Linked DNA regions of Mus musculus: all the other regions are linked to region 2. A link is a loop called in an ENCODE intact Hi-C map of the cell type or tissue named here. Cell type or tissue: left cerebral cortex. All regions are shown on one strand. Region 1 holds the start of Tmod2 (tropomodulin 2). Region 2 holds the start of Scg3 (secretogranin III). Region 3 holds the start of Lysmd2 (LysM, putative peptidoglycan-binding, domain containing 2). Region 4 overlaps Tmod2 (tropomodulin 2).

Region 1 (8,000 bases), 73 kb after region 2:
TTGCTTTATTGTTGTTGCTTGGTTTGTGGTTTGTTTGGTTGTTCTGTTTTGTTTGAGACAGGGTCTCACTATGTAGCCCTGAATTTCTGGGAGCTCACTATGTAGAATAGACCAGACTTGAGCTCACTGATATTGTCCTGCCTCTGCCTCTTGATTTCTGGTATTAAAAGCATGTGCCACCATACGGAGCTGGTATTTTCATTTTTGAAATAGCATCTCACACTGTCACCCAGCCTATCCTATAATTTAATGTGTAAGCCAGGTCAGCCTTAATTTCTCAGCAATGCCCCTGCTTCAGCTACCAAGTGCTGGAATTACAGAAGTCTACTTCCAGGCCAAACTTCTTATTAATGTCTGTCTATCTGCTTGTTTGTGGTTCTGAGACAGGGTCTCTACAGCCCAGGTTGACCTTAAACTTACTATGTAGCTGAGGGTAAACTTGATCTTTTGAACTTCCCACTTCCATCTCCCTAACATTGGAATTATAGGTGTGTGCCACCATGCCTGCTTATTGATTGCTAATATTAAAAATAGGAAAGTTAGGGGAGACAGGAGGCATCTATCAGGATGTAAAATGAATAGATAAATAAATTAATGGAGAAAAGCAGGAAAGTTAAGTAAGTATCCTACTTCCCACATTTGTATATCCATTGGCATCTACTCACTTCTAGCCCTTGTGAGACACACAGGTTGACCAGATGTCCTTTTTTTCTCAACTGTCTTTAGTGCAATTTCAATATCTTTCTAGAGCCCCTATGTGGCTGTTGATCTCTGCTTGGGCTTCCAACTATGACAGCAGTATAAGAAATCACTTCTGAGTCTTCTTCATTCCATAGACTGCTCCTGAAGTCATGATCCATTCACTGTATCACATTCAGCCTTTCTTTATGAAGGACCAGGACACAGCCACAGAAGGTAGTCGGCTACCAGGTATCTTTGTCTCTCTTTCCTCCAATCTGAACAAAGGTGCTTCAATATCTTTAGATTGTGCCTTTCGCTAGTAAAACTGTTGATCTGATCTGTAAACAGCCCCATTTTTATTTAGTAAAAGACTATGCTTTGTGATGAATGTACAACATAGAAAGGTCAGATATCCTGTCTGTTATACAGACCATTTGGCATAATAAAAGCATAGGAAAACTCGAGAACATTATTTAAACTGGTTTGGTCACACCTCCAGTTCTTTTCATTCTGACAAGGGGATGCAGGGTTATAGTTGACCATGGAAACTCTGTTGTCTCTCAGCAGCCATGGTATACCTGTGTTCACCACCCTAGTTTCCAGAGCCTTAAAAGGCCAGCTTTTATTTTCTGACTCAGCCACCCACTGGCCTAATTTTTGTTTATTTATGTTAATGTTCATGTTACTTGTGTGGGGATGCCCTGGGAGGGCAGAAAAGTGCATAGGCTACCCCAAATTTAGAGTCACAAGCTGTTGCGGTCTGTCTTGTGTAGGCGCTGGGAACCACACTGGTGTTCCCTGGAGAATGATGTCCTTAATGACTAGAGAAGCTGGATAAACCTATCCTACCACCTCTCTTTCTTGAATGACTCTGAACTCCCATAAAAACTCCCTTTGTTCATCCCATGGGACTGTTACAAAAATTTTTTAAAAAATTACAGGAATATGAAGGCATATTTTTCACATGCATGCAAAGTTGCTGCTATTATTTTCGACTTTAGGATTTCTTCTACAGCATGTTTTTTATTTCAGCTATGTGACTATTGCATACCTCACCCCAGATAGCAGCCATTCAAGTTCACCCTCACCCATCCTTGGTCTACTATAGATCCAGTCAGCCCTGAAGCATCCATCTCTTTAGTTCATGTTCCTGCACTAATCCCAACATAACACCAATCCCACCATATAGTGAAATACTGCATGGAGCAACTTGGAAAAAAATACAACAACAACTCAGAACAGCTATAACTGTCAAGTACCCTTCAAAGGTTATATACTCAGCGTACCCAACAAGGAGTCAAATGGAGAGCAACCTTATGGAATAGAAAATGCCCCTATTGTGTGTATGGTGGTACATACCTGTAGTCCCAGACCTTAGGAAACAAAATCAAGAAGACTAGGAGTTAAAAGATCAGCCTAGGCTACATGATAGGACTCGTTCTCAAAAGAAAGTTTCTGGAAGGAACCCATTTTGCTATGCACTTCCACAATCAGGGATTCGTCCCATTCAACTTTCATGCCCCAGAAACAAGATAATATTCTGTAGTTCCTAAGAACCAGTCAGAGAGAAAGGACATTTCAGTACATCTTCGTTGGTGGGGATGGAGGTTAGACTGCTAAAAGACCCACAGTAATAAACTCAGGGAGTTTTAACTTCTACCCAGGCCAGAGACGCAGCTATCTTTTGCATAGCACTTTTTGCAGGACTTTCCCATCAGAGACTGCATCCAAAGAATGTCTTCTGTAACCACAATGAAGGACTCCGGACTGTGTGTGCTCTTAGTACAGATAGACCTGCGGTTGTTGACTCCCACACCGCATCTTTAAGCTGTAAACATTTTACAGGGAATGAGTCTCGAATCCAATGTCCAGTATGAAGCCAGTGTGTAGGTATCAGTTCCCCAGCACTCCCAAACCAAAACTTTTATCCCACTCCCCAAACCCCAGTTAGTTTTCCAACCCCTCTTAAGCAATTAACCCATCTAGTTCTTCCCACACCTACACCTAGCCAGTAAATCCTAGGGCAGGCCTGGTCTATTCCTATACTTGGCCCAAAGTGGGCCTTCATGAGGCTGCCCAGAAAGATGCTCAGCTGTCCACAGTCTTGTCAAGCTTCTGCCACCCATGGCGTCAATGATCCTGAGCCAGTCCACAGAGCCTACCCAGCATCCCCCAAACCCAGGCTCCACCTGCCTCGCAGCGTGCTGGCGCACGTAGCTCTAGATTCTACCGGAGGACCCTGCGAGGCCATCGCGTCATTGGGAGACGCAGCTGCGGCCCGGGCAAAGGGTCCTGTCTCGGAGTGGCCACCGCGCGCCGCCAGAACTACGCTTCCCAGGCTGCCCCGCTGCAGCCGCGCGCCCCGCGCCCCGTGCCGCGCCGCGCCCGGCCGGGAGCCGCCTGTTGATCGCAGCTCCAGCCTGGGGCCACGGCGCCGCCCCTGCTGGTCGGACCCGCTCACTCCTGGCTCTAAGGCTGCTGGGCAGGACCTTCCGCTTCGGGATGGGCACAAGCAAAGGTGAGAACCTGGGACAGGAGGGCACTGTCGGGACATCCTATCTGAAGCACCCCTGTCCCCCGCTTAGCGTGTCCGCGGGAGGATGCTCCATAGCGTGGCGCGCGGCCAAGTGCAGCCCGCAGCGGCTTGCACCCGAGCTGCTGGTGCGCGTGGTGGCAGGGGACCGAGCCGGGCAGCCGGGGATGAGTGTGGGTACCGGTTGCACTGTGCCCTGCAGTCCCGCAGACCCTCGGCGCCGCAGTCCACGCGCAGATGCAGAGAGGGCGCGGTCTCCAGTCGCTCCGGGCTACGGAACTGGGGTTTTCCACCTTAGGCTTTGTTTCCCATTTTCTCTTCTCCCGTAGACCGGTGTGTGATAAGCTCTCTGAGTCTTGGGCATCTCACGGCCTCATTTGAGCAAGAGCCTGGGAAGGGAGGAGTCGGGCCGGCATCTTTTCTGAGATCCTGGGAGCTGTCACAAGGACGCATCTGCCTTCAGAAAGCCTCTCTGAGCAGGTCCCAGAGAATCTTTTCTTATTCTTCCTGGTTAAAATCATGCTGGTCTGTGTCTTTCCGAGGCTTCTTTGCTTTAACCTGTTAACCTGCAAAAAATATGAAGGTCGGGTTTTTTTTTTTTTGGGGGGGGGGGTGATTTTTTAAAAGGCTCTGGGAATTTTTATTTTAAAATATTAGAAGATGGGAAGGTAATGCGGCTAAAATGCAAATTACAGGAAAGAGGCCGAGAACGCCATCGTTTCTCCGGCGCCTATTAAATATCTGATTCACCATGCGCTTGGGAAGGGAGAAAAAAGAACATCAGAGAACGAGAACGTATTACAAAAGCATGGTTTCCATAGCAGCTCCACCATCTAGGCGCTGATGGATGCTGGGCCAGACCCCCTCTCCTCTCTAAGCTGCGATCGCCGTGTAAAATGAGATATTTGGTGAGATGGATTCTGAACCTCTTTTCGTCCTAGATTCTTATATCAAGGTACTGAGATGGCCAGAGTGTTTAACACTTTTACAAAATGCTTGATGGAAACCGAGCGAACAGTTTTCCCTTAAAGAAACAGGAGGATTTTTCAGGGCTTAGCCAATCCAGTTTTGGTTTTTTGTTTGTTTATTTATTTGTTTGTTTGTTTGTTTGTTTTAAATATGCCTGGTTCCCTCAGTTTTCTTCAGTATAGCTCAATAAATATCTCAAAGGTTTGGTTTTTATGTTAATATAAATTGGCAGGCCACAATGTGGTGGTTTTGTTTGCAGCAGGCACTTCGATCAGCTGATAAAGGTTAGTGGCTCCCTAGGGCTGGGCCTGAGCTGTCAAATGTGCTCAGCAAAAAGGTGGGGGAGGAGACTCCAACAAGCAATAGCCAGAGAGAACATACAGTGAGGAGAGAGAGAGTGGTACTGATGGGTTATTGTGGGAAAAGTGAATTCACAATAGAAGGTCTGAGAGACACACTGTACATCACTGACCTAACTCCCCAGCTGGTACAAAACCAATGAGTGTGAACAGGATTTCATATTATTTCAGAGCATCATACTGAGGGAGCACGTGTCTTTACAATGCAGAGATTAGGAACTTCCCACCATCCTCCCAAGGTCAAGGTGGTACCTCTTATGGGTCTCCTGCTATAAGAAGACCATCTATATTTCACCCGTATAGTATTCCAGCCTATATAATGCAGGGGTAGGGAACAGCTATCATAGGTGGGAAGAATGCAGGTGACTGTGAATTGATGTATGTGGACTTTGACTGCTACATGAGAAAACAATAGTTGTAAAAGATCATTTGGGGGGACAGGATGTGATAGGGTCTGACTTAATCCGAGCACATAGAACTCTGTGAGTTTAAGGCCAGCCTGATCTGCATAGGGAGTTCCAGGGCAGCCCAGCAACATGTAATGAGACCCTGTCTCAACCTTGCATACAAAATAAAGAAGTAAAGAGAAATAATTTGGAGATGTGCAAGATAACCTGAATATGCACTGTGTGTTAGACAATATGGAAACTGTTCTTAGATACAGTAAAGGTACTGTAGTATATAGGAGATTGTTCTAATTTTTTTGAATTTTAAATATTTTTAAATACCTTTACTTATTATTTGACACAGTGTATCTTGATCCTATCCATTCCTCCTTAGCCCCCAGTATGTCCTCTTCCAATCTTCATGCCTTTGCTGCTGCTGCTGCTGGTAGCCTACTAAATCCAAAGTCAAGTGATCTTGTTGGGTTGATGTGCAGATGGTACGTTAGTAACCACAGAGGCTGTGGGTTCATGAGTGCAGCCGTTGTCCTGTCTAGAAGACGTTTCACTGCACTCCTCCCCATCCTCCGGCTCTTTCCGCTTCCTTCCATGATGCTCCCTGAGCTTCCGTGTGGTTGATTTAGATGGTCCATTGAAGAGTGCGCATCCACAAGTCACTTAGTCTCAGCACTTCAGTCATTATGAGTCTGCACTAACTGCATGCCACCATTGTGCCAGTCAGCACACCTTGGCTGGTAGGTCAGTATGAAAGCATTAGGGTCCACTGTTTGGGTAACCCATTGGTGAGAGCACACAGAGCACCTTCTGAGACTATGAAAGCTTCGGATTTTAGAGATGAAGCACATTAGCATCTAGAACACTCAACAGAACGGTCTGTGGTCGTAGAGCAAGTTGAGGACAGTGACGAGAGTCGTGAACCAAGAATGGCGGTGTACAGCTGGACTTTGCTCCACTCTTTTGTAGATTTGAACCTTGTTTCTTTTTCCTTCCTTCCTTCCTTCCTTCCTTCCTTCCTTCCTTCCTTCCTTCCTTTTTTTCCTTTAGGAGGCAAGAGTGTAAACCGGGCTGCCCTGGAAATAGCTGTTAGACCAGGCTGACCTTGAACTTAGAGATCCACCTGCCTCTGCCTCCCAGGTCCTAGGACTAAAGGTGTGCACCACCACCACCACCTGGCTTAGATTTGAACTTTTTAAATAAGAAATTGGAGGTGAATTTTAAGAAAACAAAAACAAAACGAACAAATAGAAAAGGCTGTAGAAGACTTTGTGGATATGGACAGAGTGCTGGATGAGTCTGACAGGAATTTCTTAACTCCAAGTTCCCAAGCAAGACATAAAATCTTCCCAGAGATGTTAGTGGAGTCAGGAAAACATTGCTTCCTTTGGTTCTTCTAGATCATTTATGCTTAAGAGACGAATCCTCTAGCTTTAACTCAAAATGTCATTATATACTTGGTGTCTGTGGGAAACTTGTCATAGAAAACCACCCCCCATCAAGTTCTTTTTAGAAACTATCACAGTATTTGCATGTAACCAGAGGTATTCTCCTGGGATGTTTAAAGCCTCCCTGAGCTACTTATACCTAATATACTGTCATTCTGTAACCTCGTGTGCCTCTTTTTTTGGATTGACAACAAAAAGGAACGCACAGTAGAGGCGTTCTAGGAATGAACCCAGAGTCTTGCTAGGAAAGCCCTCTACCACTGAACTATAGCCTCAGACTTTTTTTTTTTAAGATAATTTGACCTGCAGTTGGTTAAAGTAGTGATGTGGAAATCCCAGTTATTAGTGCAGCCTCTGTGTTAGTTCATTCTCAACCCTCAATAGTTCTTGCCCTAGCTAAGAACTACCCTGAAAGAATTCCCTCCTCTCCACCCATGTAGGATTGGAGATTGAAGATGAGGCCCACACAACCTAGGCGAGTGTTCCACCACTGAGCCACAGCTGAAACCTTCTTTTATTCGGTTGGTTGGTTGTTTGGTTCACCGGTTGGTTGTTGTTGTTGTTGTTTGGTTGGTTGTTTTGTTTTCTTTGGGGGCAGGTGTTGAGACGGGGTTTCTCTGGGTAGTCCTTGCTGTCCTGGAACTCAATCTGTAGGTCAAGCTAGCCTTGAACTCAGAGTTCTGCCTGCCTCTGCCTCCTAAGTGCTGTGATGGAAGGTGTGTACCACCATGCCCGGCCTCAGCCTTCTTTTGTTTTTTATTTTGAGTTAATGTCTCAACAAGTTGTCCAGGCAAACCTTGAACTCTTGATCCTTTTGCCTCACCCTCCTGCGTGGCTTGGGTGACTGGTCCCAGGGTCCAGCTGTCTTTTCCCTTTCACGTCTGGGATCTGTGACAGTATGTAAGAAAGTCTGAGAATGTAAATTCTAGCCAGCATCAAATGGTAGTTCATTTTACTTTGGGTTAGAAAATGCTGGGGAAGTAACTGATTTAGTTTCTGATAGAACTTAAATAGTGGAGTTCCCTCTTTGTCCTTTTGTGAGTATATCACATATAACCTTGTGTGAAAAGTTATGTGGACTTATAGACTAAACCTGGTTCAGAGAAAATTCTAGAAGGTATGTGCAGAAGGCTTTCTACTGCAGACTAAAAACAAAAAAACAAAACAAAACAAAAAAAAAACCCCAATGAACTCTTAAGATACAACGAGGTGCAATGGCTCATGCCCCTAATCCTAGCATTCAGGAAGCAGAGATGGGAGACTCATCACAAGTTCCAAGCTAGCCTGGTCTACATAGTGAGTTCCAAGCTAGTTAAGGGTACAGGGTGAGGCCTGGTCTAAACTTAATTACACACACAAACACACACACAAACACACACAAGATACTGTATTTTGTCTCTGATACAAATCCCTTTTGTTCAAGATTAATTTTTCTATAACTAGATCTTGGGTATGTGTATGTGTGTGTGTGTGTGAGAGAGAGAGGGGGGGGGGTTTACTTGGATATGTGTTGGTAGTGGCATATGTTAGTGTTCTGTGACTCTCTCAGCTGTTGTGCTTCCAAACACTTAGAATATTGTTAGTGTTACAAGAGAAAATACCTAATCAGATT
Region 2 (8,000 bases):
TTCTCAGTTGGTGATCAAGGGGAAAGGGCCCATTGTGGGTGGTGCCATCCCTGGGCTGGTAGTCTTGGGTTCTATAAGAAAGCAAGCTGAGCAAGCTAAGGGAAGCAAGCCTATAAGTAACATTCCTCCACGGCCTCTGCATCAGCTCCTGCTTCCTGATCTGCTTGAGTTCCAGTCCTGACTTCCTTTAGTGATGAACAGCAATATGGAAGTATAAGCTGAATAAACCCTTTCCTCCCCAACTTGCTTCTTGGTCATGATGTTTTGTGCAGGAATAGAAACCCTGACTAAGACACCAACTGTGAAAATACTTATAAGAAAAGTCAGGAAATTTAAACTCTGGAGATTTGGTGATACTAAAACAGTATTATTCTTATTAGGTTTGTTTAAAATGCTACAGTATCATTAAAAAATAATTCTCATCTTTTAGATAGATGCACTGACATATTTAGGGATGGAATTAAGTCTATGGATTTATGGGTAATTAGTTCATTATGGGGTAATAACTGGCTGGAAATTTAAATACCAGGAAGCTGCTGGTTTATAATTGTTGAAGTTGGACAACAGGTTCATGGTGCTCATTTCCATGTACTCTTTACTTTTATATTTGAAATCTCCTGTAATAAAATATGTAATAATGGTAAATATAACAATCACTTATTAATAATAATTAATACCATGCTTTTTTATAGTAAGTAGGCAGGAATATCTTCTAATTATCTCTACCTATGTTTATGCTGTTTGTTTACTCTTTTGAGACAAGGTCTCGTGTAATCCAGGCTAGCCTTGAATTCACAGTGTAATAAAACTAGCCTTGAACTCCTGATCTACTAGCTCCACCTCCTGAGTGCTGGAATCAGAGGTGTGAGCCACCAGACTGGGTAGATATCTCCACCTTCAAGACTCTCAGCTCAAAAGGTCCTTTTTTAGGTAGGTACCAGCTGATGTACTTGTGTGCTGAAAGCCACGTGGGCCACAGTGACAGGCTATGTGTCCCACTGTTCTCACCATGTCTTTTGTGTTCATCTGTGTCACTGCTACTACTCTCTTGTAAAGTCAACATGCTTTAAAAATATTTACTATTTACATGTCTTTGCATATAAGAATAAAATATTTTAACTCTTTTTAATATTAACGATTTTTCTAAACCTTGTGTCTTAGTTAGAGTTTCTACTGCTGTGAAGAGACACCATGACCACAGAAACTCTTATAAAGGAAAACATCTCATTGGAGCTGGCTTACAGTTTCAGAGGTTCAGTCCATTATAGTCATGGCAGGGAAAACATGGCATCATGTACCATGCAGGCAGACATGGAGAGGTAGCTGAGAGTTCTACATCTGGATCAGCAGGCAGCAGAAAAAGCATGAGCCACTAAGTCTGGCTTTTGTTTTTGAACCTCAATGCCCATGCCCTAATAATACACCTACTCCAATAAGGCCTCACCTCTTTATAGTGACACTCCCTATAGGTCTATGGCGGCCATTTTTATTCAACTACCATATCTTGCCTGGTCATTAATTCCATTATTTGGACTCCATTTGAACTCTGCACATACAAAGGAGACATAACAAACCTCGGTGATTATTTACTCTCCTATACTTAACTAAGAACATCATGTTGCATGTGAACCTTATATACTATAGAGTTGCTTTGATGTTGGTTTCATACAGTTTTTTTTTTCTCTTTACTAGGCACAAGACCAGCAGTGACCAATGTCATCTTGTCTTTTTATATGAGCAATTATGTTAGGACCTGGTACATTTCAAATGTTCAGTATATATCTGTTCAATTAAATTAAGATTATTCCATTTACAAATCTATGCTTTTGTCCAGTATGATCACGTATAATAAGACTAAAAAAACATGAACTTATTCATATTCTATTTTTATGCCACATTCTATTCTATTCATATTCCTTCCTGTTCCATAAGTCAGCTGATCTGAAACATTACTCATTCCATAGTTCAGTTTCTATCTAATGTGATAACAAGTGGCATCTATATGTCAGCTGATAGAGCTGTCATTTATGTTTTAAGGAACAGAGATCTAAAGAAATTTCCCTTAGCACAGATGTGATTTTAAAATATGACCCAATTTTTTTAAATTTTTAAACACAATCTTAATAATTATATGGATGTGTGTCTGTGTTGGGGTATGTGCACATGTGTTGCTCACAGAGGCCAGAAGAGGATTGGAGCTGCAATTACAAACAGTTGTGAGCTACATTTATGTAGGTTCTGGGTCCTCTGCAAACCCAATGAACCATTGCTCTAGCCCATGAGTTAATTTTTAAGACTGCAGCATACCAGGATAATGATACTGTGCTACCCACCATTGAGAAAGATCTATTCGTTTTGAAGTAACTGCTAGATTTGAAGTACTCTGTAACAGATTTTAATGTATCAATTTTTAAAAAAGATTCACATGGAAACAAAAGGACTTTTAGATTCTTAACTGAAATACTTGCATGACTATTAAACTCAAAACCTCCAGAAAGGGAAATCTGTTTGTCAGTGGGTTTGTTTGTTTGTTTGTTTTCATGTATTTAAATAAGTAACTTGGTCCATGAGAGGGAGGAGCCAGAAATCAAAGGCCTGATTGTGCTGGATCCTTCTTTGTGGCCATTCTTCAGCTGGGTTCTCAGCAGGCTGCAGTTGAAAGGGAAAGATCCAAGTTCTGCTTAAAAATCAGACTAAAGAGCTTGCTCAGCACCCCGCTCACATTATGCTACTCGCATTCACCACTTAAAAGTCTTTGGATAGTAAATTGTATGCAATGACCTCAGTCTTCCAGGATATTCTCGGATTATAGGAAGCACCCCTCTGACTTGCTTATGAGGAGAGGAGTATTTTTCATGGCTTTCCCTTTTCTTGAAAGACTCTCAGAACATCAAGATCCTCAGGTATAAATTAGACCCGGGGAAGAATGTCACAAAAGCACACTATTTTTCCTACTTGGTTAGAAGAAAGAGAACAAAACTGAATATTTCTGGTGAGGACTCTCGCTCCAAGAGGGACAAACGGGTTGTTTTGTTTTGTTTTGTTTTGTTTCCTTCTCTAACTATGTGAGAGTGAAGTTTTATGCACAATGTATTTGAAATAATATTCGTGCGCTTTCCTAATCAAAAGGCTCCTGTGGAGCTGAGATGCAAGAGCATCAAAAGACTGTCAACACAGATCAATAAAGGCAGGTCTTTATAAGGTTTGATAGAATTATATCTTTTGTTTATAACAGAATTTTGATTATAGTAGAATATAAAGGTATAACAGAATTTTGAGTATAGCAGGAAGGGATTTTGGAGTAGAGACTGCAGAAGAATAACAATCAAAATTAGACAAAGATTACCCATGTCTCCTTGACAAGTTCACGGGTAGAGAGGGCATTTAACCCTTGAGGTACAGCAACCATGCCTATCGTCCAGCAATCCTGCAATCCGGCCCGACTCCGACGTAGAAACATACCCAAGACTGCGGCAAGGAAAATACGCGAGCAAGCCTGTCTCCCCTCCCCCGCTCCGTTCCCGCGGGATTGGAGTAGCGCTGGGTCGCTGACGCCATCCTCACGCCTCTGGTTTGCATGGAGCATGCGCCTCCTCCTCATTTCCTCTCCTGGAGCTAGTGGAGTAAAGCTACGCCCAGGCCCGCGTCCGCTGGCGGCGCAGGAACTTCAGCACCCGCGGGGCGGACAGCGCCTACCGCACCTGCTCACCTGCTCTGGGCGCCAGAAGAGCCTGCATCCTCCTTCCAGCCCGGAGCAACTGCGCCGGAGGCGCCCAGACCCTCTCCCTTCCCGCACCCAGGCTCCTGTCCCTTCCAGCTTCTTAACTCCCCTTCTCATTCATAACAAAAGCTACAGCTCAGGGGCCCAGCGCCAAGCTCTTTCCAGCAAAGCACAGAAGAGCAAGAAAGAATGGGGTTCCTTTGGACCGGCTCTTGGATACTGGTGTTGGTGCTCAACAGCGGCCCAATTCAAGCTTTCCCCAAACCCGAAGGCAGCCAAGGTATGTGGACATTGCTCTGCTTTAGAGTTCTCTTTCATTTGGCCCAGCCAAGATAAAGCTTGATGTGACCCGTGAGCTCTAAATCGCCCTGCCTAGTTTTTCTCAGCAGATCTCGTATCGTGCATATTGACAGAATATACACGGTTTTGACTTCAGAGAACGAAGATGGATTTTTCTTTCTCCTTTACTTTTAAAATAATAGAGCGATAACATGGTCTTATTTTGAAAAGGGGAGCGAGTACCTGTGCTTAAAGTGGCTAGGATTTTTTTTTTTTTTTTTTGCTCATTACACATGCAGGATATGATGATCTCTTTTAATGTACCAGCAATGATAATCCAAATAGTATGTTTCCAATTGAAAAGAGCTAATAAGCTAAGAATTAGAACTATATGTTAAATTTCTGATCAGAAAATAAAAGTGTGATTGCATTTAATTCAGGATATGCAATAATATAATAAGCATACCAACTTTGGAACTCACCATGTATACAATTGATAATCTTTGCTACTATAAATTTTATTTTATAACATTCAGAATTATTTCTCCAAAAAATCTTTTTTCATTGTGTTTTTTATTTTAATAGGAAACATATTTGACCACCCAAATGCACAATTAAATTTATATTTATGTGTATTTATTCTAGACAAATCCCTGCATAATAGAGAATTAAGTGCAGAAAGACCTTTGAATGAACAGGTAGGTCAGATGTAAAATTATAACTCCTATGTTATCTTATTCACTGTTGTCACTTACTGTAGTTTCCTTGTGATATTTTAGCCATTTTACATTTATAAACTCCAAGACATTAATAATAAATTGACAAAAACTAAGATGATAAATCTGGTTCCACTAATTCTGTGTTCTCACAATTAGTGCACTGAGTTCTTATAGCACATGGGCTGAGGCATGATGATAACCCAGTGAGATCAATACTGTAGCCACTCTTATAAGACTGTCTAGTTTACCAAAGTGTGTGCGTGGCTTGTTTTGTTTTCTTTGAGACAGAGCCTTGCTGGGTAGCTTTGATTGCCCTACAACTCTTGATCTTTCTGCCCCTTCCTCTTGAGTGCTGGGATTGTCAGCACATGCTACCACACTTGGTTGAAGATTTGTCTTTTGTCAGTATCACAGGAGAGAGGAATTAATTGATTAAAGCATATCAGCCCTTTGTTTTGTCTCATTTAATCCTGACAACGGTGCTTTCTGCCTGCATTTTACAAACAGAACTAAATCACATAGAGAGTAAATCTTGTGGAATTGATAAGTAGTGAAGCAAGGATTTAAAAGCAGATCTGTCTCCTGTTTGTCTCACAGATCGCTGAGGCAGAGGCAGACAAGATTAAAAAGGCATTCCCTTCAGGTAAAAAAGAAACCACTCTGCTGTTCAGTTAAATATGTGGGTCACAGAATTCTAAACTAAAATGCATGTGTTGGGCTTGGAACTTTCCTTCCAGAAAGCAAGCCGAGTGAAAGCAATTATTCTTCTGTCGATAACTTGAATCTGCTGAGGGCAATAACAGAAAAGGAAACCGTTGAGAAAGAGAGACAATCCATAAGAAGCCCCCCGTTTGATAACCAACTGAACGTGGAAGACGCTGATTCAACCAAAAATCGGAAACTGATCGATGAGTACGATTCCACCAAGAGTGGACTGGACCACAAGTTTCAAGGTAAATGATTAACCAGGTGCTTTGCCGCCTTCTCTTCTCACTCTGAGTTTCTCCTTACATATTAAGAAAAGGTCACACACTTTCAAAATGTATTGAATGCACGTATAACCTTTTATTCATCAAGTCCAAAGTTGAGGTCAAACCAAAATTGACCTATAACATACAAAAAACCTAGAGTCTCAATTTTCCCCTTTAAAGATCCCTTTACCAAAACAGGTATGGTGGCTCAGGCCTGGAATCCCGATCAACACTCAGGATGCTGAAGCAAGAGAGTTGTCACAAGGTTGGGTTCAGTCTGAGCTACATAGGGTACCAGGCCATCCAGACCCTGACTCAGAAAAAGCGAGAAAGGCAGAGATGGTAATTGGTTTTCCTTACTGATGCTTTAAAAAAAAAAAGTTAAAACCTGATATCTGCATTTTACATTATTGAACTCATTTTGCTATTTCTGTTTATTTTAATAACTAGTACAAATTAAAATATGATTTCCTCAAATAATTAGATCAATTAAAATACCCCCATGGTAAAGTGTCTACTATTTAATTATTAAAAGTTTCCTCCTCTTGCCTTTGGTCATCTAGCCAGTCCACACTTGCATTTTAACCTGGACTCCTTTGAGCTATAGACCTACTTTCTTCCTACCTAACATCTTGCTTTGGGAGTTTCAGATGCACTGAAAACTGAGCATATCCCAGAGTCAGCTCATGAGCTCTGTCCTCCTCACAAGTCCCCTTTAAGAGGTGGGGACTGGAAGGGGAGGTCAGCAAACAGGATGTAAAGTGAATGAATGAATGAATGAATGAATGAATGAATGGGAAATAAAAGAGATCTTTCCTTAGGAACTGTGCTGATATTTATCCTTTTTTTTCCATGACAGAAATCTAGGATTAAACTATTTCCTTTTTTCTTACCTCTTCAATTCTAATCTTTCAAAGCTTACTCATTTTGTTTCTCATGTTATCTCCCAACTTTGGTTTTTTACAAACAAACAAAAAAAAAAAAACCTACTGTTCTCAATCACCACCAGCTTTACCCAATACTCAATCGTGTCTCACTTGAAGTACAGCAAAATCTTTTACAGATCTCCCAGCAACCGCTCCAGCTTTTTTCAACCTATTCCTGATGTGACAGCTGGAGTGGGTGTTTTAGTTTACAAATCTGACTTACTGCAATATGTGCATGCCGTTCTTTGTAGAGGGTGCTCAATATCAAACTCAGGGCCTCGCGCATGCTAGGAAATCACTCCACTACTGAGCTCAACCACAGAGCCTTTGAGATATAGTCTAAGCTATAGTCTAAGCTAGTTTTAAACCCAAGATCCTCCTGCCTCTGTTTTCTGACTGCTAGGACTGCAAACATATGCCGCCATGGCCAGCATGCCCTGGTAGTTTGATTCATTTGTTTTGAGTCAAGGTCTTTCATGTAGCTCAAGCTACCCTGGATCTTAAGGTTCCCATGCCTCTACATTCAGATGCTGGGACTACAAGCATTCAATGAACACGCCTTCTTTATTTCCCATAAATCTCTTTAGTAGATTCTCATTTCTCTTGGGACCGAAACTAAAATCCTTCCTATAGTCCCTGCCCTCAGAATGACTGTCAAACACTTCTAGTTAGGTTGGTATAGCACACATGCCTTGATAGATACCTTGCCCCTTGCCTTCACTGCACTTCTTGTAGTTTGAACGGTTATGTTTGTAGCTGTAGCCAGTTATGATTGTCTTTATCCAAAACTACATTGAAAACCTCACAAGAACAGAGACCTATATTAGGGCCAGTGCCTGAATAATCATTAATTTGTTGTATGAGTCTATAAATAAATGAAGAAATGAGAGAGTGTGTAAGGTAATGAGTGAGTTGGCATAAGTAGGCCTTGAAAAAAAAAGAGAGAATTTCCATTCTGCAGTCCAGCTTAGAAGTGAGTCCAGGCTTTCTTCTCTGTCATTATTTTGTTTCATGGCAACGAGAGAATTATGCTGATTATCTCTGGGGCGGGGATTCCAGTTAAATGGGACTTTCACAGAACATCATGGTCTCAGGGGAGCTTAGAAGTGTATTATATGTGTTGGGTGGATAGAGGCCATGATTTATGTTTTTCTACTTGGGGAATTTAAATCTTGAGTTCTACTTCTTAACCTAAGGTATGTGGACCAGAACCACAGACATTAGGCATAACTGCATTAAAAACAAGTTTAATCATTCTAGTTGAACAGAACATTTAGTTTAATAAAGTATAAAAAGAATGCAGTGTGTGTTTGGCTCGATTAGTCACCCTGGCTGTAGGTGCCAGCAGAGACACGGATTGTTTGTGACTTGACCACTAACATAA
Region 3 (8,000 bases), 56 kb after region 2:
ATGCTCCATACTTATTCCTCAGTGATAGTGTTGGGGGACAAGGGGGTGGGAACACATAAAAACTACTAAAACCCGAAATCACAAGTGACCTTGCCATCCCTTTCACTCTGGGTGACACTGTGACAGCCAACAACCCCCAGCAGCCTCAGTGGTTACCATTAAGAACAGCCCAGAAGTCACACAATTAACTCTAACTCCCAAGACCCTTCCTCCCTCAACAGGAAGACCACTTTTTCCCAGCAAGGTGTCTTTAATGTGGGGGAAGCGTGCAGCAACTCGGCTTAGTAGCTAAATGGAAGAGGAAGAGCGGACCTAAGACCTGAACTCTGTCCCAGCACTCAGCCGGTATAAGCACAGTGATACACAGTGAGTCTAGACTGTGTCAAAGAAAGAGGGAGGAGGAAGCAGAGTTTATGCAAATCTGTCTCCTTTGCTCTCTCCTTCCTATTTGCAGCTTTTGTGCAGTTCTCTAGTTTTTCCAAGGTTTCTAAATAAACTATTCTTAAGTGGCAATTTTGAGCTATGACCAATTTCCCCCAGTGGCTTGGATACAACAGGGAGAAGCCAGGATGCTGGAATCAAACAATAGCTAAATCTAGAGCCAGAGCTAAAGGGGCCTTAATGTCTCAGTAGAGATAAACATTGCAGGGACATTCCAGCAAGTTTACGTCTGAGGTTTGAACTTCAGTCAATGGTTTTCTCAACCCGACCCAAATGGTTTCGGTTTCCCAGAACCACTTCCTCAAATTCTAGCAGAGATGCCCCAACCTAACCCTGTGTGTAACTGAGTGTTAGACTCACACCTGGAGGAGGCGAGGGCACCGACAGCACCCACCAGCAACTGTGGCTGGCACACAGAACTGGCCTTACCTGGGGAATAGCAGAGCCTATAATCCCAAGTTCTGAAATGGAGGCTGGAGAACCAGGAGCCCTAGACTAGTGTGGGCTAGACAGTGACTTCAAGGCTACATGAAACCTTGTCTCAAAAGAAATAAGAAAAAAGGGCCTAGAAAATGGCTCAGCAAAAGCGCTCACCACCACGTCAGATGACCTGAAATGGGTCTCTGGGCCCCACAGGGTGGAGAGAAAGAATTGACTCCTGTAAGGTGACCTCTAACTTCTACTCACATCCTGAGGTGCATGTCACAGCTATCCCCAACCTGAGGAAAGGGGTCATTTTTAAAATGTTCTTATATTTATTTCATGTGTATGGCCTACATGTAAATGCCTGGTACCCAAGGAGGTCAGAAGAAGGAATTGGATCCCCTGGATTTAGATATAGATGGTTGTAAGTCATGTGGGTGCTGAGAACCAAACCCAGGTCCTCTGAAAGAGCAGCAAGTGCTCTTAACCACTGGGCCATCTCTCCAACCCCACTTTAATTTGTTTTTTTTTTTTTAAAGAAAGGAAATAGGCTTCCAATCAATTCTTGCATTTCATATCTTCAGCAGGTTGTGCATCCTCACTCAGTCCCAGTCTAGGATCCTCCCTTCTAGAGCCTGCTCCACTTCACAGGCTACAAACCCTTACCACCCAGAATTTTTATGGACTGAGTTCATACACACATGAAGGACCTGCTAGAAAGAGAGGACATTGTATCATGTAACCTTGGTGTCTAACATAGGCCTTAAGTAACCCAGGTCCCATACAAGTAGAGGAAGAAATGATGAGTATGGGTTATTGGTGAGTTACTGAAGAAAGGACACTGTAGAAATACCATATTTTCCAACTCACTGGAAAAAGAACTGGGGCTAATTGACCTGGCTCAATTCCGTTTGTTTGTTTGTTTGTTTGTTTGTTTGTTTTTTCGAGACAGGGTTTCTCTGTGTAGCCATGGATGTCCTGTAGATCAGGCTGGCTTCGAACTCAGAGATCCGCCTGCCTCTACCTCCCAAGTGCTGGGATTAAAGGCATGTGCTAGCCACCACTGCCTGGCGATCTGGCTCAATTGAACAGAATTCTTCTTCCTACAGAGAGGCCCCCTGGGTCTCCCGGCAGATGTCTGAGTCAGATATACTCAATGGAAACAGTAAACAAGGAAGCAGAGCAGGCAGACACAGTCTTTTTTACATTGTGACTGACACAAGAAAAGAAAGCTCCTAGGTGAGAACCCTGCAATCAAGCTGCCAAAATACAGATTCACAATGTGTCAAGTGAGTGTATAACTGTATCCTACATCACATTCCCAGCTGGTTCCTGTGTGGCCCCTGGGTTACAGATGAGACACAACTGACAGGATCAGCAGAGGACCCAGCCCCGGCCACTTCTCACTACATCTTCCCTTCTTCACTGCTGTTATCCTAGTTATTCTTCTAGTTCACTGCATCACTACAAAGCCTTCATCCTAGCTTGTTCCCTTTGGTCCTGGTCCATACAGTCTATCATCATAGCAGCAGCCAGAATAATCCTTTACGGTCAGGCATGGCGATGCATACCAGCACTCCAGAGGCTGAGGCAGGGTTACAAATTCAAAGTCAGACTGGGATTATACAGAGAAACCTTATCTCAAGACAAAACAAAACAAAACAAAACCTACTCTGTTGGGTGGATTTTATGCCAACTTGACACAAGCTAGAGTCATTGGGAAGAGAGACCTTAGGAGCCAGGTGGTGAGAGCATGTGCCTTGAATCCCAGCACTTGTGAGGCAGAGGCAGGCAGATCTTTTGAGTTCAAGACCAGCCTGGTCTACAGAGCGAGTTCCAGGACAGTCAGGGCTACAGAGAGAAACCTTGTCTCAGAAAACCAAAAATAATAAAGCAAGAATACCGCTTGGTCATTATGGGAAGGGGTTTGGTTTGGTTGGTTGGTTGATGGTTTCGGTTGTTCATATCATCATCTTATTATGCAGCCCTGACTCCAATACTCTATATGTAGCCCAGGCTGACATGGAATTCCCAGTAACCGTCCAGCCTCAGCCTCCTCAATGGGTACTGGTGTTATGGGTGTACGCCACCACATCTAGCTTAAGATAAGCATTATCACATTCCCTGGTTCTGTATAGCCAATGGGAGCACCTCCAAAACAATTTCATCAAAGCAATGAGCTAAGAATAAAGGAGCCAGGCAGTGGTGACACACGCACACCTTTAGTCCCAGCACTCTGGAGACAGAGGCAGGTGAACCTCTGTGAGTTGGAGGCTAGCCTGGTCTTCAAAGTGAGTTCCAGGACAGTCAAGGCTAAGAGAAATCCTGTCTTGAAAGGCCAAAAACAAATAAGGAAGAAACAAAAAACAGGCGTGATGTTGCCTTTAGAAGAACATCCAGCCATGTGCAGACAAGAATAGAAGGGTTCGTGTCTGGTGGGAAGAGCTGGGTACTGTGAAATACCCTACAATGCTCAGGACAGCCTCCTGAAACACGGAATCTTTCCATCTGTATGAACAGAATGTCACACGGAATGCACACCTTACTCCAGCAGGTGAAAGCAGAAAGATCTGCACTTCAAGGTCATCCTTACCTACATGGGGAGTTCAAGGCCAACCTAGACTACATGAGACCCTGGCTTCAAAACACTAAAAAATTTTTAAAATGTATTAAAAATAGTGTTGAAGTTGAGAAATCACATTATAGACTAATTATGACCAGAGATTAAGTACCTAATTCTTTACATCTGAATTTACATTAGAATCAGAAGTTGGGGCTGGCAAGACACTTTAGCAGTTAAGAGCACTGGTTGCTCTACCCTGGACCAGGTTTTTATTCTCAGCACCCATGTGGTGATGGCTCACAACAGACTTTGACTCCAGTCCCAGGGATTTGCCCTCTTCTGACCTCCACAGGCACCAGGCACACATGTGGTACACAGACATACATGCAGGCAAAACACCCCTGCACATAAAATGAATAACATTTTAAAAAATAAAATAAAAAGATCAGAAGCCTTTATAAAAGTAAGGACAATCTGATTTATACTTTAATAGGAAAGGATAATAAAGTTAAAAGTAGCACAATCCGCTTTAGACAAATCACAGGTTCGAAAGCATTTGAACAGAAGTCTACATCACACTAAGTATGTGTTTAGCAGAAGCAAGCAATTCCAGAAGAACGTGTGTCACATGGGAGAGAACAGAAAAAATAATGGCCTCTTTTGGATATCACAGATTCATAAGTATACACATACTAGCCTAGTAGCTAAGATGCACAGAAACCAGACAAAAGTGACCCTCCTCCTTCAGTGAGCAGGATGCCGAAAGCTCTGGCTAAGAATGCAAACCGGAAGTAATATTTAGAGCAAAGAAGACCCTTTATCCCTGTGTCAACTCAAGCCGGTCTTGGTAATAACCATATTTGGAAATACCCTGACCACTTATCTACCTTCTCATCTGCAGAAAGATGAGCCACACCTGTCTCCCCTTAGGCTTCTTATGAAAGCCAAATTAAGTAAGAAAAACGCGGAAACAAACAGAAGCAGGAGAGGTGGCTCCGTAGTTAAAAGCACAGGATGCTCTTTCAGAGAACCAGGGTTCAATTCCCAGCACATGCATGATGAGTTACAAAACCTCTGTAACTTCATTACCAGGGTAACTGACACCCTCTTCTGGTCTTTCTGGGCACCAGGCACACAGAAGGTGCACATACATTAATTCAGGCAAAACACTCATACACTTAGATTTTTTTTTTCAGTTCTGTTTTTCCTAGGCTCTGACCCAAACCAGCCCTCAGTGAATGCTTGAAGGCAGGCTGTAAGAACATTTAGAACTGTGGAGAAGGGTCTCAAAATGGTTTGATCAAGCTCTCAAAACGCTTAAATGATAGATAGAAAGACTTGCTGGTAAACAAACACCTGGTTAAATATGCAAAATAGGTTACTCTGAAGATACAGGCGAGATCATTTTAATTCTGACTGCTGCCCCGACGCTTTCAGGAAAGATCATTGAAAACGGATACTGAGTTCCAATGTAAAAAGGCCATCACACAGCTCACAGTTAATTATAAGTAATTTTAATGAAACAATTTGTTCCCTCGGGTTTCCGTGATCTTCCCCAAGGTGTAATGAAATATACCCAAGACGCACACCCTTATAAATTCGTAAAACACGGCCCTCCAGCTCACCTAGACCACAGTTCCAGGCTGCTGTTTAGACAGGTGTCACGTTCAGGGTCGCCAGTGAGCACAGGGGTGTAATTTCACTTCTAAATAAAGAAGCAGAATCGATAGAACCAGAACCATCCACGGGAAGAACTGTACATCCTGACTCATCACAGCTTGTTTACACAGCGCAGAATTCGTATCGGTGTGGCTTTGAGTAAATAGGTAGTGAGCTCCGGGGAGGAAAACGGGGAAAGGTGGCTGTGGGTAGTGCCCAAAACGCGGGCCTCCTTGTTTCTCGCGCGACAGATACGAGCTGAGACTGGCAGGGCACTGGGAAGGCCATGCACTAGCTGGTCGGGGGAGCTCTGGCGGCCGCCCCTCTCCGCAGCAGCAGCAGCAGCAGCAGCAGCAGCAGCAGCAGCAGCAGCTTAGGCGCCCACTGCAGTTGCAGCAGTGCGCGCTGGGATGCGGCGCGGGGACGCGGGGACGCACGGCCTGTTCCCCACCCTCCGCTCCCACCCCCGACCCCGCCCGAGGGCCGCAGGTCCGGGGCCGCGGCGGCGCGCCCTGCTCACCGTGACTCCGTACTTGAGCGCGATGCCCTGAAGCGTGTCCCCGGCGCGGACCCGGTGCTCCACATGGCGCTCGATGACGCCGGCGCCCAGAGGCGCCCGCACGCTGGCCGTGCTGCCGTACGAGCGGGTCTTGGTGCGGGCCAGGCTCAGCGACAGCTCGGCCTCCTCGGGCTCCGAGGTGGAGCGAGAGCGCGGCGGAGGGGAGGGCGCCGAGGGCCGGTGCGCACGGGGGCCGCCTTCCCGCAGGGCCGGCGCAGGCGAGAGATCCGCCATGGGTCCTGCCAAGGCCGCCCGGGCGCCGAGCTCGCCAAGGGGGCGGCGCCTCCTCCTCCGCCTCTTCCTCCTCACTGGGGCTGCGGCTGGCCGTGCCGCGGGGGCGGCAGGCGCGAGGCCGAGGCGGGGAGCTGCGGGACCTGCATGGCGCGCGCCGCCCTCCGCGGCCGGCTTCTCCACGGCCCCAGAGGTCCGTGTGCTGGTGGGGTTAAGGGAGCTGAGCCCGGACTGCAGTGTGCGGGTCCTGTCGGAGAAGGCCCTGCGGAAGCGGGAGCTCGCCGAGGCCCGTGAGCCGACAGAGGCCCACGGAGGAGTCCTGGGACCCATGTGGACCCCAAAACCGTGCAGACAAGAAAGAGTCCGCCCAAAGCCTGCCCTGGCCACAGTACACCCCCACCAAGCTTTGCTTGCCTTTCCGGATTCCTCATTGGGCAGCCTGCTTGCTCAGTGGTACCCCCTTAATGACATCAAAATCTCGGTGGCAGGAAACCTTAAGATCACTGAACATAGATACAGGTCCCTGTCCACCTGGGTGGTACAGGTCTTCTGACATCCTCCCAACACACACGCACAACTCACGCGCACACCCTTGACAAGGTACTGACCTCAGTCACACACTAAGCCAGTGCTCTTATCACCGACCTATGTATACTAAGTCTTTCTGTTTGGTACTCAGGCCTGCTGGGTAGTCTGCTGGGAGCTGACTACCCTCCAATTGTTGGTAGTCCATTCCTCTTTGAAGACCAGTGCCAGTTTCAGGCCTAGGCTTGTGCAGAGTTAACTGGAGTCTTCTGCCCTAACTCTTGAGAGATGCCACCCCCACCCGTTCATCCATCCTTCCCTCATCCCCACCCCAATCCCCTTACACACACACACACACACACACACACACACACACACACACACACACCCGACTCTAGGTAGAAGAGAAGAGTTCTCTTGTTTCATTGGTTTTCTGAAGTTTGGTATGTTGCTGTGCCCACAAAGACAAAAGAAACCGTTTAGGACACACTGGAGGAAGAAGAGCGGCAGCAGTAGTCCCCAGTATCACCCACCCCTTAAAGATTCTTCAGTTTTTCCCTGAATATAAACCCACATTGGCACCCAAGTCAGTTGTTTTTACTTTTCACATATATACCGCATCCTGACCAGAAAACTTAACCTCCTTCCTTACTCCCATCTTCATGTTTCGCCTGTGTTGTTCCCTCCATCAGCAACAGTATTCTCCCAAAACCCTGTCTACTGCTCATTTGTCCACTTTTAGGTTTTTTTTTTTTTTTTATCTATGTGTGTGTGTTCTGTATGCGTTTTGGGTGATCGCGGAGGCCAGAAAAGGCTGACAGATCCGCTGGAGCTGGGATTGCAGGTGGTTGTGAGCTGCCCGATGTAATCGCTAAAAAACCAAATCCATGTCTTCTAAATGAACAAGACACTCTCTTAAGTGCTGAGCTATCTCTCCAGCTCTATTTTGAAGAAAAGGTTCCCTGTAGCCTGGATCTCTTGGTTCCTGCCGCCGCTACTGTTACTAGGATTACAGACTGTACCATCACAAGTGGTTGGTGCTGTGCTGTGGGCTGAACCTCAGCAAGCTCTCTACCAGATGAGCTACACCTCTGGCCCCTGCATTTTAGTGTTCTTTTTCTGAAACACGGTCTGACCTGTATAGGCCAGGATGGCCTTAAACTCAAAATCCTCCTGCCTGAGCCTCCAGAGTGCTGGGATTGCCTGCGTTTCACTACATCCAATTTGTTTTGTGTTTGTTGCCTGGGACTCATGCTGCCAAAGCTGGTCTAGAGCTCCTGAGCTCGGCTGATCCCATAAGCACAGTAAATGCTAGAAGTAGATTCCCAATCCATTGTTCCCAGATTTCTTCCATCTTTAAGGTCCCTTTTTCAAATAGTGCTCTTGGGCAGTGCATAGGCTAGAATCAAAGGCTATATTCTCCATGGGATTCTTTTTCTGATTCTCCCCAAATTGTCCCTAGCCCAGCCTGCCCAGTTATTATTTCCCCATAGACCCTCCAGGGTGGTTTGTGCATCTTGTTCAGTTTTGAACTGTGTTTTCTTTGAAACATTTGTGCATTTACCTTATCTCCACCAGATACATACTCCCGGAGGCATC
Region 4 (8,000 bases), 87 kb after region 2:
AGTCAAGGGGGCCCAGGAAGTAACCCAGATTTTGACTCAGGGTCTGATCTGATGGAAGAAATAAAACTCACATTGACACTGGAAGATGAGTCTGGCAGAGTCAGCCAGGCGTGGGATGTGAGGAGGGGTTCTTAGTGCTCTGAGCAGAGGGAACATGCATTTCTGTTCCAGGGATTGGAAATGGTCCAGGAGGCTGGATCCAGGAGGACATTGGGGAAGCCGTGCAGGAGGAGGTAGAGCTGCAGAGGCCAGAGTGACTTCATCTTCAGGGCAACAGGAAGCCACTAGGAGATTTCAAAAAAGATCCCTTTGAGCACTGTGTGTAGAATGATCAGAAGGTGAAGGGCTGGGTCTGGGCATGGATGGAGATGGAGATGCAGCTCCCGATCATTCTGTAAGGACGGGATTTCCAAGTGATGCCTGGAAGCGAAGGGAAGGGGAAATGGCCAGGATGACACCCTGGCTTCAGAAACAACTTCTTGAGATTCTAGAGGAGGAAAGGGCACGTGAAGGCTTTTCTGGTGTATTTTCAGGGTCTGAGGTAGCCAAGGGAAGATTTTGGTCATATAACTCAGATCTGGTCCTTAGGGACAAAACCTAGACTACAGATAGAGATTTTAAAGTTAGCAGAATGTAGATAATAATTAAAACTTCAAGGCAAGTAAACACCCTGGGTGACCTTGAAGACAAAGCTACCGAAGCCAGAGTGTGAATTTGAACTTCATCCTTGGGGCAGTGAGAGGCCACTCAAAAGTATGTAACTCCTACGGTGAGACCCTGAAGGATACCAGTATTTAAGGCAGAGGGAGAGAAACTTGAAGAAAGACAGAGAAGAGTGATGAGAGAGAGCCCAGAGCAGCCTGTGTGGTTGGGCTCAGTGGCCCACAGCCTCCCTCCCTCAATCCTGTAGTCCTGCAGAGCTCTGGATCTTAGCCAAGCCTCAGAGGCAGTGAACAAAGAGAAGGGGACATTCCAAGCCATGGTGCCACATCTGCCAACTTCCCGACAAGAAACAGAGGGTGGGCTCAGACCGAATAACTTGAGGAGATTTCAATAAAGAGGCTATTTACAAAGATTTAGGGAGCTTTAGAGAATCAACAAGGCAGAAATCTGGCAAGAGTCCTCACAGAGACCCTTTACCACCCTGAGGCCTGAAGCCAGCAAGAGGGTGGCCTTGGGGAGTCATGGTCTTCTGAAACAACCTCTCCCCACCCTCCCCCACCCCTATCCCCACTGTGTCCTCCTCTTTGCCGCTGGTGCCTCCTGTTGGTCAAACAGAAGGCAGAAAGGGCAGTCTGAGTCACATAGTACTCCTGAGGCACAGAGCCGAGTGGCCAGCAGAAATGAAGGACAAACCAAGGATTCTAGAACAGTTACCCTGGAGATGAGAACATTTGGGAGGGAGTATATTAGTTTCTTGTATTGCTGTCATGACAAAGAACAAATTCAGTTGCTTAAAACAATATAAGTGTGTCATCCCTTCAGAAGTTAAAGAGGAGTTTGCTGGTGTCCGAGAGACCTTATGCCTCTCTAAAGGCTGGAGGGGGACAGTCCTAACTTATTTCAACTTCCAGAGTCCTCACGTTCCTCTTCTCCTGGCCCTTCCTGCATCTTCGGAGCTCCAGATCATGATGTTCTGACCTTCTGTTCCAGCCATGACCACTTGGCTTTCTCTTCTATCACCTGAATACTTTGGAGTAAATTGGGACCACCCAGACAATACGCGGAACACTTTCCCTGTGAGAGGTCGTTAATTTAGAGCTAAAGAGATAGCTCAGTTGGTAAGATCCAGGTCCCCTAGGCATAGTACATAGCTTTCACCAATATCCCATTTCTCCCAGTCAACCAATCCTCCCCCTAGCCACCCCAGCCCATTCCACCAACTCATGGTGTACTTTCCTACCCTGTGTTTCTGTGTATGCCCTGCTCTATCTAGGTGGCTCTTGTACAAGTATGTCCTCTTTAGGACCTCTTCCTTCAAAGCTCAATGACAGTCTCTTTCCCGATGACTCTCAAACCTTCCCCTTTCCTTATCCAACAGTTTTCAGCCGACTTCAGACATTGTTGTAACACTTACGGCACGGCATTGTTGCGGTCTGTGTGTCTGTCTCACTACACTCTGACCTTCCTAGGGGAGCTTTGCTAGAATTGTACTGGTAATAGCAGGTATACAGCAAACCCTTACTGCACTGGAAGAGCTGACTGAACACAGAACGCTGAGTTGTCTTGCTAAGGAAGATCTGTAGAATATTCCGCCAGGGGCTGAGAAAAACTTGCATTGGCTATGAAAGTTCAAGAAGGAGGCATTTCAGAGGAGTGGAAGACTGGAAGAGAATGTCTTAGCAGTATAAAGAAAGAGCAATTAGGAAGAGTAATTGCAGAGATGATAGCAACCAAAATAAAAAGGATGTGAATCTGGGAGGGAGATAAGGTGGAGCACTAGAAGGCATTGGAGGGAGGTGGTCGTGGATAGGTGTGATGAAGGTCATTATTTAAAGGTAGGAACTTTCAAGTGAATTAAAAAAAATATTAAAATACTCTCAACAACATCATTAAAAATGAAAGATAAGAAAAGAAGACAAGAGAGAATAACTGTGTGACCAGAGCTTTAAAATGTCTCTTGGTTTCATTGTGTGGACTTAAGGGACAATGTGTTCTCACCCAGAGCCTCTAAACTCTTTCCTGAATGAGTCCCATTCTGTGTTCTCCACAGCGCTCTCTACCCTGAAAGGGCACAAGTATGCTGCTTACAACTGCCATACAATTGTTCATTGTTCTTCACTGTTCTCAGTGGAAAGCTAGGAGTGGAAAGCTACTTCCATTGTAGTAGAATGGAAAAGCACTCACTACCCTGGGAACCAGAAGCCAGTAGCAAAGTCTCTGGTCACCATCGTCTCAGTCGCGGTCTGTAAAATCCAGTGATGGTATCTTGCAGTCTTCCTTACAGGGCTGCTCTACTCAGGGAAATGGTTGGGATAATGTGCTTTGTGTGAAAATCCTGCAAGCTGTGGTCAGCTCTGGAAATTAGGGTAATGCTGCCTTTCGGGTCAGTTGTCTGTGCAGTAGATTCCATTGCGAGCCTGGCACAGTCTATTACTAATTTTTTCAGTGTACAGTAAGGAGATGACGGTGTTTCTCTTTGTCAGTGGTAGTGTGAAGCCTCAGGAAGCTGGCCCGCTCGAAGGTGTGTGAGAAAGGTGTATCCTGGAAACCATGGCGCTCCCCTTTCAAAAAGGGCTGGAGAAATACAAGAACATCGACGAAGACGAGCTTCTTGGCAAACTCTCAGAAGAGGAACTGAAACAGTTGGAAAATGTTCTAGATGACCTAGATCCCGAGGTTTGTGGTGTAGGACTGGAGTGGGGTGCTTAATGAGCGCACAGGAGAAAGGGGGCGGGCGGCTCTCTCCTTCGGTGGTTGCTGAAGTCCCCACAGCCCCAGTGTGCAGTTCTGCGTTCTTCCCCATTGCTGCTGAGCCATTTTGACAAGTTCACAGTGAGCCCAAGTTTTGTTTCTCAAAAACTGGTTCACTGTAGATGCGCAAAAGTGCTTTCTGCTGGGAAGGAACAGTCTGATTTAGCCTGCGGCTTGGGGGAGCAAAGAGAACAAATCTTACTAAGTATTTTCCAAGTGTCAGATCCCTTGCTGGGCCCGAGAGTCCTTGGGGAAATGGCATTAACTCGGTTTTATAAATAGAAGGCACACTAGCCAGAGTGACCCACACAAGATCCCACACTGGTAAATGTCTGAGGTGCTGTTGCAAACACTTGTGGAGTGTAGAGTTTCTTTTGGTTTTATTTTTTGAGACAGGGTCTCGTGTACTCCAGGCTGGCCTGGAACTCATCGTGTAGCTGAGGATGACCTACACTTCTGATCTTCTGGCCTCCTCCTCCCAGGTGCTGGGATTACAGACGTTTCAGCATGTTAGGGATTTAACCCAGGGGTTTCTGTGTGTGAAGCAAGCACTCTGCCAACTAAGCCATAGCCTCAGACCATTTTTTGGGTTTATTGACACAGGGTCTTATAGCCTTGATGGGCTGCAAGCTCACTATATAGGTGAGGATGACCTTGAATCCCTCTGGTTTTTACCTCCCAAGTGTCGGAATAGCAGGCATGAGACACCACACTAGTCAGATTTCTTTTTTTAAGGCAGATCTCACTATATAGTCTTGTTTGGCCTGAAACTCACTATGTAGCCCCAGGGTAGTCTCAAACTCATAGACATCCACCTGCCTCTGCCTCCCAATTTCTGGGACTAAATATATGTAACACTATAACCAGCCCAGAATTTTTTTTAAGATGGAGTCACACTGTGTAGCTAAGGCTGGCCTGGAACTTATTATGTAGCCCAAGCTGGACTCTTAGGTGTTGACTACAAGCATGCAACACCATGCCTGGTTTTATAGCATTTTTTTTTCTCTTTTTGGTTTGTTTATTTTTGTTTTGTTTTGTTGTTGTTTGGGGTTTTTCTGTTTTGTTTTTTGAGACAAGGTCTCACATAGGAGAGACTGGCTTCAAGAACATTATGTATGCAAGGAGAACCTTGAAATTTCAATCATTTTACCTTTACCTGTAAAGTACAGAGATTGTATGTACTACCACAACTGGTATAATTTTATTCAAATATACAAAAAATTTGAAATTCTATGACAATGTATAGATGATTATCATCATAATATCAATTTCTAATATTTTTGTCAGTTCTTGAAAAGCTGAGTAGCTCTTTATAGCATTTCATTTGCAAATATCTTCTTCAGCCCTAATAACATTATTTTAAGCTTAAAGTTGGAGGCATCCAAAATAGTGATTTAACTCTAGAGATGTAAGCAAATAAAATTATTTATATGGCATTTTGCTGTACTAGATACTTTGGATATTTAGTTTATTTTTTAATTTAAGTACGAATTATATATGTATATATATATTCCATCCATATATATATGGATGGAAAATGGGGCTTAATCAGAGCAGGTGAGCATAATGCCATCACTTGGGTGGGGGAAGAAGATTATGAGTTTGGGTGGAACCTGGGCAAAATAGGGAGTTCTAAGGCAGCATGGGCTACAAAGGGAGACCTTGACTTAAAAATCTAAAATACAACCAGGCATAGTGTTGCATTTAATCCCAATACTTGGGAGGTAGAGAAAGGCAGATTTCTGAAAGATCAAGGCAAGCCTGGTCTACATAGTGAGTTCCAGAACATACAGACAGGGCTACATGGTGAAACTTTATCCAGAAAGAGAGAGAGAAGGCAGCTGCAGAAAATCCAAAGCTGATACTTCTGTCGCTGTTGCCCCTAGAGCTGGTTGGGTTCCCTTCCTTAGCAAAGGAGGTTAGAACATGCATGTCCCCAGAGCTGTCAGCTGGTATAGGTGCCCCCTGCTCTCCCACTTTCAGTCAGTACAATCAAATAAAGAAACAACACACTCGGTCTACTCAACATCTTCCCTTCATCACATCTGTCTTGTCAGAGTGCAACGCTACCTGCTGGATTCCGACAGAAAGACCAGACCCAGAAAGCAGCCACTGGCCCATTTGACCGAGAACACCTGCTCATGTACCTGGAGAAAGAGGCTTTGGAACAGAAGGACAGGGAGGACTTTGTACCCTTCACAGGAGAAAAGAAAGGTAAGGCCCACAGACTCCATGTCCTGGGACAGAATGCCCTTCACACATTGTGGAGCATCCGTCAAAGGAGCTGATCTGGGAACAGGAAGTAAACCTATAAACTACACTCCATACTTTACAACACCGTCGTGTCCAACACCCAGAGTGAACGCTAAGGTAAATTACAGCTCATGGTGGTAACGATGGGTCTTCATGGGTTCATGGGATATTAGTGGGGAGGGTTGGGGAGGGCATGGTACATGAGAATTTTCTGCTCAACTTGATATGAACCTGAAGCTATTCTCAAAATTGAAGTTCATTAGTTTAAAAGAGAAAAACCTTTTGGTACATCAACTAGAAGAGTCTAGGCAAGGCCTCCTACTCTGTCCTGAGTGGTTAGAGCCCCATCCCCCAGCTCTAGAGCTATGATGGAAAGTGTGCCATGCATTCATCTTACGTTCACTGAGAACCTCCCCTGCAGAACTCTATGGCAGACCCTGGATCTCAAGAGGATGGCTTGTCATCCAGTAAATGGAACACACTGGTGTGACTGGGAAGGCTGTGAGGAGCAGGTCCATGCCAGGACCCTATGCTGTCCCCTCCTCTCTTTTCTTTCCCTCTCCTCCTTCTCCTCATCCCTTCCTCCCCCACCCCTCTCCTGCCCCCATCACTGTGTCGCCTAAATAGGCTCCTAATTCACATCATCCCAGACTTTACCCCCCACCCCAATGCTGACACTTCAGACGTGTTGCCTGCATAATTTCCTAAACCCTGCTGCAGCCTCAGCATGGGTGTAGCTTGCACGGCCTCCTGCCTGCATCGCTCCTTTCCTTGCTAAGCCCCAGCCTGTGTCTTTGTTCATTCTCCCAGACTTGTCCAATTCTGCTCTCTGACCTATACTCCCCCCCCACACACACTTTTTTTTTTAAATCAAGAGACTCTCAGCTAAATGCTGGGCCTTGGATTTCCCTGACCCCTCTCTGTCATCACCTTTCCTACCATAGAGTGCCCTATCTGAATGACCCCTGGGCCTTGCTTTCATAGCCCTGTGACTGTGTTCATCGTTTCGCTGGTTTACTTTGGTGGTTGTGTGGTATCTGTATCAGCCTAAGAAACTGGGTGGAGCTGAATGACAGGAAGGAGGTGCTCCTTCCTCTGAGCTCCAGTGAGGTGGTCTTTGGGCCTCTACTCAGTGGTGAGGAAAAGGGGGCACTAGGCAGGTGTCATCCTTGCCACTCTTTCTGTGCTGTGCACGTGACGTGATGGGTCACTTGCCACTGAGAAGGAAATTAAGAAAGCAGAGCTGATCAGTGATGTGTCAGGTTAACAGCCTCAGGTTACTGTGGAATACAAGCTGTTTCTATGGCAACACAAGCTGTTTCTATGGTAACACGGTTGCTGTAGGACTTAACCAAATTGTGACAAGCATGAGGTATAATGTAAAAAATCTTCAATAAAATTCCCAAAATGGTGTGTATTCAATAATGACAGAATACTAAAGGAGGAGATTTTGTCATTTTTTCCTGAGTTGAGGAGTGTCTAAGGCAAACTAAACCCAGATTGACCTACATGAAGCTTGTGGTGAAAGCAGGACTAGCTGAGTGTAAAAGGTGCACACAATCACCTTAGAAGATGGCCAGTGGGTAGTTACCCTCCCTGCCGTGACAAAGTACCTGACTGAAGCAACTCAAGGAGGGATGGGTCTGTCTGGAGTGACAGTTCAAGAGAACAGTCCTATGTGCCATGCCTTCAGGACAGCAGAAGCCTACAGCAGAGGTTCACTCTGCATCCGCAGACAGAAATCAGATGGACGCTGGTTCTCGGTACACTCTCCTTTTCATTCAGTCCTAGACCCCAGCCCACAGATTGGAGCTGCCCACAGTTTGGAGCTGCCCACAGATTGGAGCTGCCCACAGATTGGAGCTGCCCACAGATTGGAGCTGCCCACAGATGTTAGAGTCTTTCCAATTAACTCAGTCTAGAAACTCCCTCATGCCTGGAGATTTGTCTTTTCCTGTCAAGTTGATGATATTAACTATCACCATTAGGAAGATGCTCAATTACTAGTGAGCTCAGGGGAGTTCTGTGTGGTAAAGGCAGGATTCCTTCCTTTTCGTACTAGATTAGCCCCATCAGATGACAGGAAACAGCTCAATGGCGTGTGTCTTAATGCCAGCGTTGCATCTTCTGTTCAGTCTGCCCGCCTTACACGTAAGGCAGTAGCTCAGTCGTCTTTCGTTTTCTTCTGATTTCAAGGGAGAGTCTTTATCCCCAAGGAAAAGCCTGTAGAAACTCGGAAAGAAGAGAAAGTGACCCTGGACCCAGAACTGGAGGAAGCCTTGGCCAGTGCCTCAGACACTGAACTCTACGACCTTGCAGGTCAGTTCTCAGGG

What was found. Peaks named below come from ENCODE experiments on the same cell type or tissue, not always from the same donor. Only the 100,000 strongest peaks of a DNase experiment are listed, where the experiment ranks them.
Region 1: a loop joins it to region 2, with 6 times the contacts of the local background. A loop is called at or near these places in 2 of 42 quality-filtered maps.
Region 3: a loop joins it to region 2, with 2.4 times the contacts of the local background. A loop is called at or near these places in 2 of 42 quality-filtered maps.
Region 4: it touches region 2 in a loop (5-fold over the local background); 2 of 42 quality-filtered maps call a loop at or near these places.

What each region holds. Positions count from the first base shown.
Region 1 is chr9:75,606,223-75,614,222 of GRCm38, reverse strand. Tmod2 (tropomodulin 2) reads left to right here and starts at 2,898. Exons shown (of 10, transcript NM_016711.3): 1 at 2,898-3,199. In left cerebral cortex, a CTCF peak has its summit at 3,116; DNase peaks (open chromatin) are centred at 3,565, 4,021, 4,473, 6,387 and 1 more place; H3K4me3 peaks cover 2,350 bases; H3K27ac peaks cover 2,460 bases.
Region 2 is chr9:75,679,636-75,687,635 of GRCm38, reverse strand. Scg3 (secretogranin III) reads left to right here and starts at 3,580. Exons shown (of 12, transcript NM_009130.3): 1 at 3,580-4,001; 2 at 4,646-4,698; 3 at 5,317-5,362; 4 at 5,457-5,672. The coding sequence starts at 3,911. In left cerebral cortex, a CTCF peak has its summit at 3,639; DNase peaks (open chromatin) are centred at 2,715, 3,563, 6,826 and 7,636; H3K4me3 peaks cover 3,572 bases; H3K27ac peaks cover 4,478 bases.
Region 3 is chr9:75,623,644-75,631,643 of GRCm38, reverse strand. It overlaps Lysmd2 (LysM, putative peptidoglycan-binding, domain containing 2), which reads right to left and starts at 5,912. Exons shown (of 3, transcript NM_027309.2): 1 at 5,607-5,912. The coding sequence starts at 5,879. In left cerebral cortex, a CTCF peak has its summit at 4,543 (motif pointing left); DNase peaks (open chromatin) are centred at 5,480, 5,786 and 6,287; H3K4me3 peaks cover 2,395 bases; H3K27ac peaks cover 1,909 bases.
Region 4 is chr9:75,592,549-75,600,548 of GRCm38, reverse strand. It overlaps Tmod2 (tropomodulin 2), which reads left to right. Exons shown (of 10, transcript NM_016711.3): 2 at 3,147-3,339; 3 at 5,472-5,628; 4 at 7,864-7,986. The coding sequence starts at 3,214. Among named protein-coding and RNA genes, the nearest start is that of Tmod2, 15 kb to the left of the region's middle. In left cerebral cortex, a CTCF peak has its summit at 1,264 (motif pointing left); DNase peaks (open chromatin) are centred at 1,031, 2,779, 3,386, 6,955 and 1 more place; H3K4me3 peaks cover 484 bases; H3K27ac peaks cover 3,851 bases.